Regions from separate parts of the Homo sapiens genome. Here region 1 is linked to region 2. A link is a contact called in ENCODE Hi-C or POLR2A ChIA-PET data. All regions are on one chromosome and are shown on one strand. The core of a region is the stretch at or near the end of the contact, and the rest is flanking DNA. Distances in the headings are between cores, read along the strand shown.

Region 1 (5,397 bases), core at 52-2,551, 110 kb after region 2:
AGATGATTTTACTAAACTGACAATTGTTATTTCTAACCTTTTAAAAGAAGGGAGAGTATAAAGATAACTCTTTGAACTATTTTGTGTCTTCTGATTAAACCCCTTTATGGACCAAGGAATATTTGCTTTGAAAACCTGTGTTAGGTTCCTTGGAGTAAATCTACCATAGCACAGAAAAATGATGGATGAAAGGTAAAAAGAAGAAAACTGCCCACCACACACATCTATCTTGGTTACCTCATTATCGTTTGGTGATTATCAGGGTAATTACTTCTTGCGTACTCATTCAAAAAACATGTTTACCATTTAAATGACTGCCTTGCTTGGAGTATAAAGGATATTTAGACATTTAGATGAGATCATTTTAATATCTTACATCACCATAGTGCAATTATCAAAACCAGGGAATTAACATGGGTACAGTACTAATACAATAGATCTTTTTGGAATTTCATTGTCTTTTTTTCTCTTCCAGGATCTTAAGCAGCATCCAACATTGCATTTAATTGTATGTTTTCTTAATCCACTCCAATATGTGACACTTCCTCAGTCTTTCCCTGTCTTTCATGATGTAGACACTTTTAAAAGTACTCATCAAGTATTCTGTAGAATGTCCCTTAATTTGGGTCTAAATCATCTTAAGGTTATAAAATTCTATAGTGCAGGTTGGTCTCCCTATGGTTTGAATATATTATTATAGCTATCAAGAAGAGAATATGTAAATGCAATTATAATATTAATATTTATTATGCCACAGTTAACATTTCCTCACTTTTTCATTCAACAAGTATTTATTGAGTCTACCGTGTGCCAGGTGTTGTACTTAGTTTATTGGGATGCAACAGTGAACAAAACTGGTAATTATTTCTCCCATCGTGAAACAGATATATGGGTAAAGAAAAAGGAATAACAAAAATAAGTTAAATATATAGTGTTTATAAATGTTAATTTTACAAATAAATAAAATGTAAAATAAAATACATAATGTTGACTGATGAATGTTAGAGAATCAATTTTATAAAGCAGGGATAGAGTATATGAAATGTCTAGGAATCAGTATTGAAATTTTAGATAGGGTGGCCAGATAAGATTCACTAAGAAAGGAGCTTTCAAGAAAAGACCTAAAGAAAGTGAAGGGGCTCACCAGGCGCTTATCTGGAGGGAGAGTGTTCCAGTTGCAGGGAGCAGTGAGGTAGGGGCTTGCTCAACATGAGCAAGGACAAGGAGGAAGCCAGTGTGGCCAGAGAAGAGAAGGTGAGGTTCATGGGGGCCAGATCATGTCATGTCAATCATAGGAAGGACCTAGGAAAGGCTAGTGAATAATTTTGAATACAGAAGTGACACAATCTGACTTTCTTTTAAAAGGAACACTCTGCTATTGTGCTAAGGATAGACTGCAGAGGCGAGGCTGAAACATGGGGGACCAGTTAGGAGGCTGTTCCCATAATCCAGGTGAGACATGACAGTGGTTTGGTCCAAGGTGGTGGTAGTGAGGATGGCGAGGAGTGGTTGAATTTTGGATAAATTTTGAAGGGGAAGCAATAGTATTTACTGGTGTAAAAGGATGTGTAGGGTGTGAGAGAAGGTGAAACCTCTAGGAGAACACCAAGGTCAGAGTATGGGGAGAATGGAGAGCCAATTCAACACATTTCAATATAGATTTAATGATTTTAAGTTTGGTAAACAGAGCACATGTGAACTGCAGCTTAATATAGTCAAGACTGACCAAATGTAGTCATAATTGAGAGACATTTCATCTATTTTGAGGTGTTAATCTGTTACGTCACTAAAGAATTTAAGATAAGAGGTTCAAACCCTAGGTCACATTGAAATTAAGCAATACACCAGGTAAAATTAACATGTTCAATGTCTCAGTTGTATAGTATAACCCCCAAAGAGGAGTGGAACTGGAGGTGGGAGCATCCCTCTAAATTGCGTATCCAGCAAGAAATAGGTGTAAGCCCAAAACTAGAGTTGATGTGGAGGAGGGAGCCCTAAGCTGTTGGCCACCACCTGAGATCCTTAAGCTCCAGGTCATTACCCTGGTGAGCATGTTCTCCTTTGAGCTATGGGCTGAGCCTTCCACTGAAAATCTAAACCTTCCCCATGCCTTTATGTCCAAATTCTACTTATTTTTCAGGACCCAGAACTCCAGCTTCAGAGTCCAGTGCTGCTAAGCCATAGTTTCTTAGCACTTCCCCTGGTGAGTTAAAGTATGTCTTGCTACATCATTAGAATTTTTTAGGTTCTCTTGCATTAACTCTGTGACTCTGAGAAACCTCCAATCTCTTGATTTCTTGTTTCCTTATGCACAAAATTAGGAACCTTGAGCTTCCTTCATCTCTATTATTTCATGATTCTATGGTTTCTTTGAAAGGAGAAGAAGTCATTCCATTTACTCTTCTCCTACCATTTTGAACTAACTGCTATTACCATATTGACCACACTATATTGTAACCGCATAGTTTATTTTTGGCTGTGACTTCCTCATTAGACTGCAACTATCCTGAGATCAGGGACTAAGTTTAAGTTTAATTTAAATTTTAAATTTTAGCCATTGCACTGGAGCCTGGCACAGGGTAAGTGAGTAATAATTGCTTGTTCAATCAGTAAGCATTCTCACCCTTACTAAGAAAGTGTCTCTAACCAGAGAGCATTTGTGGAACGTTGGTTGTTTTCCTCACTATCTTCAACAAGAGGTTTTTAACCACAACTGCGCATTTGAATATCCTGGGGGGATATAAATGGTATTGCTGACCTGATTCCTCACCACACCCCAGTGAAATCAGAATTTCTGGGAGTGGAATCCTGGCATCAGTATTTTTAAAAGATCCTCAGATAACTCTAATTGCAGTCAGGGTTGAGAACCACAGTTTATATTCTTCTCATACCGGTAGCATCTCATCCTTTTCCTTTGTGCTTTGTTTTGGTTTTTGTTTCAGAGACAGAGTCTCGCTCTGTCACCCAGGCCTGAGTGCAGTGGCACAATCTGGGCTCACTGCAACTTCCGCCTCCCAGGTTCAAGCAATTCTCCTGCTTTAGCCTCCTGAGTAGCTGGGATTACAGGCGCGTGCCACCGTGCCCGGCCAATTTTTGTATTTTTATTAGAGACAAGGTTTCACCATGTTGGCCATGTTGGTCTTGAACTACTGACCCTGTGATCCGCCCACCGCAGCCTCCCAAAGTGGTGGTATTACAGGCGTGAGCCACAGCATCCAGCCCATCCTTTTCTTTACACCCTGACTTGCCTTTCTTCTTCTTTTACTCAATTGCTGCCATCTCTATTTTCCAGAGGTTAAATGACATGCCCAAAGTTTAAATAACTAGTAAGTGGTGGAGTAAAAGCTGGGATTTAAATCCAGCAGACATGCTCCTGCACCCTGGCAATCACGGGATGGTGTAGAGAGGGCACTGTTATTTCAATAAGAGAGGGAAGCTACATAGTTACCTTAACCTTCTTTATTTCATGCAGAATCAAAACAAAACAAACAGAACCAAATTCTTAGAAATCTGGCCTGAGGGGAAGGCCCATGATGGCGCTGGGATGTAAAGACAGGTAATGGAGGTGAGGAATTGGCTTCTTGCCCTTGGCACTCTCTACCAATTGAAGGGCATGGAATGAAGATACCCTCTTGCTGGTGAGGCCTAGAATAAAAGGCTAAGTAAGTAAGGGGACATCAGGAGGCCTGGGCTGGAGTTCTGACTCCACCACTCACTAGCAAGATGGGATGGTAATGGTAATAATCATAACTAGTTCACAGGATTTTTGGGAGAATGCAGTGAAATTTCCTAAGTGCTTACCAGCCTCCATCATAGCTCAAGCATTAATTCTCCCAATCTCAGATCAATAGGTCTTACTCTTCAGGGTGCATTAGAATCCCCCAGGACCCCCACACAGATTCTTATTCTGCAGATATGAGCTGCAGCTGGGGCATCTGTATGTTTATCAAGCATCCCATGTGATTTGGAGGCAAAACAATGCTCTGAGCAACCCTACTGTGGCCACTAAGATAAACTACATGAAGACCTATGTCTGGGTGCTTGGACGTGTTCTTTTTCAAATGACGCACACAAAGCATTCTTCCTTGTTCTGGCTCGCATCTGTCAGTATTTTCCACAGAGCCTGGCCCTTATTTTTGGATCCAAGCTGCAGCCTGGTCTTTCATTTTTGGCTTCTAGCCTGTTGCTAATGAGCATCTGGCCAGAGTTGACAAATGTGATAGCAACTTAGCCTTTTCTTTTTTACTTTCATTACCTTTTCTTTCAAGTACCAGTAATGCCACCCAGGTCCTCAAGGGGGCTGAGGGGTGGGATGCTTTCACACCTGCCTTTTACAAAAGAGCTTGAAATAGCAATAAAAGTAGGTAAGGAAGTGGTAAAGGCCAGGAGAAATAAAGGTGGGCCTCCTCAGGCAGGTGAAGTGCAAGCAGCATCTCCATTTACAAGTAAAGAATAGTGTGTGTGTGTGTGTGTGTGTGTGTGTGTGTGTGTGTGTGTAAGGACTAAATATTACTTAGAACCCTCTCCACTATTTAAAGTTTCTGTGTCAGCACTTAATAAAATAGGAAACTATGGCCAAATGAGAAAGACATCCTCAGCCTCCACCATGTAGATCCATTGTGCTTTCCTAGCTCCTTCGGTGCTAGGTGCTTTACATACATCAGCTCTAATCCCTATCACAACTACAGGGTCTGAAAGATTCCATCTATTTTCCTCACCTGAGGAAATGATAAGAAAGTGACAGTGAGTGGTAAGAAGTGACTTGCCACAGCTGCTTAGTGGACACTCCACAGCCCCATGCTGATTCCTGGTGATGATGCTCCTTTACCTCCCCACAGCCCCTATGCTCTATTCCAGCCAAATGGTATGGCCCAGGTTTGCTCTAAATGCTTGTAACAACATCCTGCTTTACAATCTGCCCATGTTCTTCCCTCTGCTGAATGCCTTCCCCACTAACCTTCCTTCCTTATGATAAGCTTCGTGTTCCCATTGTTTAGCGGAACAACACACACTGGGGCCTGTTGAGGGGGCGGCGGTGAGAGGGAGAGTATCAGGATAAATAGCTAATGCATGTGGTGCTTAATACCTAAGTGATGAGTTGATAGATGCAGCAAACCACCATGGCTCACGTTTACCTATGTAACAAACCTGCACATCTTGCACATGTATCCCGGAACTAAAAATGAAATTTTTTAAAAAAGCTTTGCACCTATCTCTGCCCCCAAACTGGCTGTCTAGATGAAGAACTCCATATGTTTGCCTTCACTCTCCTCGGCCACCTCCCTGCTCTCAAATTCTCTCAGTCCCACCTGAGATCAGGATTTATCTCAGGTTTTTTGTCATCTGAGGAGCAGTGTCTCCAACCTCATGCACAGAGCCATCCTTGACTTTTAGCCC
Region 2 (5,228 bases), core at 959-3,458:
AAGTATCATTCCCTATCATATTTCTCTAATTTACCCCCACAAAATAATTTGAAATTCATATTTTAGATTATCTTCTGTTTATAGTTACCTTTAGCTTTACAAAATGTATTAATTTTTTTCTGCTAGCTTTTTTTGATTATATCAATTGTAACATTTATATCCACTAAACATTTCAAACTTTTATCTTTCCTATTTTAATTGTTAAAATATTTTTCTCAGGCATAATTTTTTTAAATCTCATCCTTATCATTTCTTCTTTTCTTCTTTTAAAAGAAAGATGATTGTTGTCTCTTTGGATCTTTTAGTTTTCTGATTTTTTTTTTTTTTTTTTTTTGATGGAGTCTTGCTCTGTTGCCAGGCTGGAGTTGGAGTGTAGTGGCGCGATCTTGACTCACTGCAACCTCTGCCTCCCGGGTTTAAGTGATTCTCCTGCCTCAGCCTCCTGAGTAGCTGGGGACTACAGGCGTGCGCCACCATGCCTGGCTAATTTTTGTATTTTTAGTAAAAGCGAGGTTTCACCATGTTGGCCAGGATGGTCTCGGTCTCTTGACCTTGTGATCCACCCACCTTGGTCTCCCAAAGTGCTGGGATTACAGGCATAAGCCACCGCACCCAGCCTCTGATTTTTATCTTTTATCTTCTTTTTATATCCTTAGTTTGTTTATAAATAGGCAGAAGAAAATCTAGTTATAGAGACAGATCCAAAAAGTTTTATTTATGAATTGGTCATAGATGGAGAAGGAAAAAAATAATTAGTGTTGAAACCCACTATTTTAACCAGAACAACAAATGAGTTTAAAAGAATGCAACTTAGTGAGATAGGAAAAACTGGGGGAGGAGTATGTGTAAGAGAAAATAATAATTTCTTCTTCTATCACTACCATGTAATAAAATAAAGAGCATTTTTAACATCAAAAAAGACATAAACCCAGATATTTTTAAATGAATACTTTTGATTTTCTGAAAAATTCACTAGATGGTCTTTTTTTCTTTTTCATTTTGTGGTGAATTAATGAAAACTTCTGGCATTAAGGAACACTTGCGGTAGATAATGGAAGGATTTATATTTCAGGAAAACTCACTCTGGTACCTGTATAGAGAATAGACTGGAAAAGATTGAAGACAAAAGCCCAATTAGGACTAGTAATAGGAAGCTGTGGAGGTAGATTACAATTTGGATACTGTGAGGAAGAAAGATATCTACCAAACGGTTAATAAGGAGGCTGGAGGTTGAGGAAATTGTGCCTAATGCACTAGAGTGTTCTCAGTAATCAAAAGTAGCATTTGCTGGGAGTGATGTGGTTGAATTTTTTTTTGAAGAAAAAATGATAATGTGTTGAGTTAAAAATGGAATCTAGCTGTTTTAATAGACATACTTAATCCTTCTGAGCTTCAGAGAGGGAGTCTTGCCTAGCCAACCTGTTCTTAGTATTATGTTTTATTTAGCATGGCTTTGGAAGCCACAAAACTCTATAGGTCTAGTTGAAATAAAATAAAATAGTAGTAACTTGTATCAGACATATATTAAATATTGCCTTCATCAATGAGATCATGAGTTTCTTAAAAGCAAGAGTCCCATTTTCTTCTTCCTACAGAGGTGGCCTATTGTTTAGTGAAAAGAGCCCACGCCTTGGAGACCCACACCGCAGGTCTACGACCCTCAGGCTCTTCAGCTGCAATGGCGGTAATGATGCGCACGTCATAAGATTCTTCAAGGTATTTAATGAAATAAAGGATGTGTAAAGGAGAAGGGATTTTACATGAGTTAGCTATACCTTTCTCTTCTTTCTTCTTCAACGTACTCAGTCCTGGGTACGCACAGAGGGCACTAATGGCGTGGGGCCAGAAGAGCTTTTAATTTTGGAATTCTGAAGAACTGAGAACTCGTGAGTCTGTCAGCAGCTCTGAAGTGGAATATCAATAAAGTTTTGTTAATTTTTTTTAAAGCACCGACTAAACTACAAATCCCTTCTCTCTCCTCCAGGTGGGTGGGTCACGTGGCTTGTCAGGAATCCGGAAGTCTGGCCCGCTCGCCCAATCACGCCCGGAAGCCTATCTAGTGGCGCCAAGCTGGCCAATCCTGGGGACGCTTGCTCTTCGCCAAACCGGGTCCCGCCTCCGCGCGCCGCGCTGACGGGTCGTTAGCGGATACGGCGGCCGCAGGGGCGGAGTCAAGGGCCTTTGCCCGCCTTGGCGGCCGGCTCTACGTTCCCTGTTCTCGCCTGCAGCTCCGCCATGGCTCCTAAAGGCAGCTCCAAACAGCAGTCTGAGGAGGACCTGCTCCTGCAGGATTTCAGCCGCAATCTCTCGGCCAAGTCCTCCGCGCTCTTCTTCGGAAACGCGTTCATCGTGTCTGCCATCCCCATCTGTGAGTGCTGGGAGCGAGGCGGGTTAGGCAGGCCGCCGGCTAGTCGGGCTGGGCGGGGACGTGGCAGGACCCGGCGAGCAGGGAAGGCGTGGGTGCCGGCCGGGGGTCGGCAATCTCTCCAGCTCCCCTGAGCTCGGGGAGGCACGGAGCCTCTTCTTTGGGCACAGTGTTGTCGCTTGGGATTGTCCTGTGCAGCACTCGGGGAGGTCACTTGTTAAAAGTACGCACGTTCCCGAGCTCCACCCCAGGAGAAGGTGGTTAACTAGTTCTGGGGTGGCGGCCCCGAATCTCTATTTAAACAGACAAACTCAAGCATACTGCCTCTGCCCTTTTCTATACAACTGTTGCTTGCCGTTACGAAATTTTAAACTTATTACTTATTTTGCATAAATTAGTTAGGTGAGAAACCCATGAAGTGACCCACTGAATTATAAGTGCATCTTTACGTGAGCTACTTCACACCATTGCATAATTTTCCTGGTTTTTGCAAAAAGAGAGAGGTTGAAGTGCCAGGGGTTAGGGATCTACCTTATTTATACTTTTTAATAATCCTACTGGACCAATTCTAGAATTCTCACTTGGTTGGGAAACTGCAGACTTGGACAAGGTCGTTTTTAGTAGAGCTCAAGTTTCCAGAACTCCTGTCTTTTGCTGCACTGTTGTTGGGCATTTAAAACTAAATGTATTTTTCTCTTTTGTCCTTATACAACCCAGCGTGCCATTAACGTGATGTGAAGCCATATGATGGCTCACTAATTGGACATAGCACTGCTTGGAGTTCTGATAACAGCCACGTCAGCAAGGAAACTATGGTTTGGGGCTGCACGTGGCATTTTGGAATGGCCTGTGTTTCGCATGCTAGTACCCTGATGAATGAAATTTGAAGTCTGACTTGTGATTACGTTGAGCCAGAGTTTGTTCTCATTTTAGAAGTTGAAATCTCATCTGGACTAGTAATAGGAAGGTGATGTTTTTCAAATGTTCTGAACTGGAAAGCTTGAGACTATACTGTTACTGGTTATCTCGCTTCTGAAGATCCTCAGATACTATTGGATTGCATAACTAATAACCTGGTATTTTACCAGGCTTAGCTATAATTAATTTCGCAGGCTTTTGTTGCGGGGTTGTAATGTTTTGCTTCTTTTTGTACCCTTCCCCCTTTTATTTTAATTCAGGGTTATACTGGCGAATATGGCATATGGATCTTATTCAGTCTGCTGTTTTGTATAGTGTGATGACCCTAGTAAGCACATATTTGGTAGCCTTTGCATACAAGAATGTGAAATTTGTTCTCAAGCACAAGTAAGTATGTTTTTCAAGTGAAAGTACGTACTACATGTTATATTTTTATATGTCTTCTTAAAGATCATTTGTGTGTGTTGGTTTTAATAAGCATTAATTTGAGATATATATATTAATAAACATTTTGGGGGAAAGGAACATTGATGCTAGGAAGAATTATTAACTAACTGAAGTAGAGACAATGATCATTCTGACACGGCTACAGAAGCAGATTTTGAGGGTGGAATTAGAACACTTAAACACAGGCCTTAATATGAGGTTCATCAGAGAAACAAACCCACCAAGTAAGTTAACATTTCAGAAGCTAAATGTAATTCCTTATGGAGAGAATTGTTCTGGGCTCTTCACGTACTATTTTTGGAAGTTAAAGAAATGATCTTTTTGTCATTATTATTTTTTGAGACAAGGTCTAGTTCTTGCCCAGTCTGCAGTGCAGTGGCATGATTATGGTTCACTGCAGCCTCAACCTTCCCAGGCTCAAGGGATCCTCCCACCTCAGCCTCCCAAGTAGCTGGGCCTACAGGTGCAGGCTACCATGCCCAGCTAATTTTTTTGTAGAGACAGGCCATGTTGACCAGGCTGGTCTTTTTATTTTATTGCTTTTTTTTTTTTTTAACTCTCTGTCATTTTCAATGCTAATTACGTTTGTTTTCATACAAGTGTATAAAATGTAAAGGATTAACATAGTCTAAGATCACACATACTGTAAAATACAGCTTTTAGAGAAGAAAACTCAAGCCTCACCACAATAAACTTATACCTTAATTATAAGCAATTAAATATTCTAGTTTCATAGAGGTTAAAATGCAGGATCACGTAGACTTAGGAAAGATGGTAACATTTATTATTTCTCAGCGTCATGGTCCTCATTGTCTCATTGGAAGTGGTATAAATTGTTTAATTGACGCCCTTTGATGTTGCTTTCATGTACACTGTGATACTTGGGTAGGGATAGCAGGATTATTTCCCTCCTTCCTTGATGGGGTCATCTAGGTGCTGTATTGCTTTGAAAGTAATTTCTTAAAAGGCAATTGGAATTTCACTGAGACTTAGTACGAACATACTTTGTATGTGCATTATCTTTTCATCCATAGTTCTCACTCTAGTTTGGATGCTGTTTTTACTTGTATTGCTGTAACAACCTCCATCTGGTCTTTTAAAACAAGTTTAGGGCCCGCCCTGCCATGCACTGTATGAAGCACATTGCCCTATGTAATCCTTATAGCATCCATATGAGGTGCAGGTATTTTCCTTGTTTTATCCAATGAAGAGTATGTATTTCTCCTTATGTGACATCATTTTTATCATGTCATTCTCATAACAACTCATCATGGCTTTTTTTTTTTTTTTTGAGACAGACTCTCACTCTGTTGCCCAAGTTAGAGCGCAGTGGCCCAATCTTGGCTTACTGCAACCTCTGCCTCCTGGGCTCAAGTGATCCTCCCACATCAGCCTCCCAAATAGCTGGGACTACAGGCACGCACTACTACCACGCCTGGCTAATTTTTGTATATTTTGTAGAGATGGAGTTTTGCCATGTTGCCCAGGCTGGTCTTGA

Evidence for each region. A loop is a pair of places that touch in the nucleus more often than their neighbours do. ChIA-PET counts read pairs that join two places held with the same protein, here RNA polymerase II (POLR2A). Pooled maps may share reads with other maps.
Region 1: a loop to region 2 is called in a pooled map, with 2.1 times the contacts of the local background. The contact joins the promoter of KCNAB1-AS1 here to the promoter of SSR3 in region 2. A Hi-C loop is called at or near these places in 4 of 168 maps with a recorded cell type or tissue (CD4-positive, alpha-beta memory T cell, CD8-positive, alpha-beta T cell, HepG2 and 1 more), 8 of 37 single-sample maps with no recorded cell type and 12 of 50 pooled maps. POLR2A ChIA-PET finds 5 or more read pairs at or near these places in 2 of 52 experiments (H1 and WTC11).

Annotation. Positions count from the first base shown.
Region 1 is chr3:156,442,840-156,448,236 of GRCh38, reverse strand. KCNAB1-AS1 (KCNAB1 antisense RNA 1) reads left to right here and starts at 1,301. Exons shown (of 3, transcript NR_046618.2): 1 at 1,301-1,452; 2 at 2,141-2,203. All of the region lies in intron 2 of KCNAB1 (potassium voltage-gated channel subfamily A regulatory beta subunit 1), which reads right to left.
Region 2 is chr3:156,552,097-156,557,324 of GRCh38, reverse strand. SSR3 (signal sequence receptor subunit 3) reads left to right here and starts at 2,208. Exons shown (of 5, transcript NM_007107.5): 1 at 2,208-2,368; 2 at 3,544-3,670. The coding sequence starts at 2,236. RefSeq lists an enhancer at 2,270-2,349.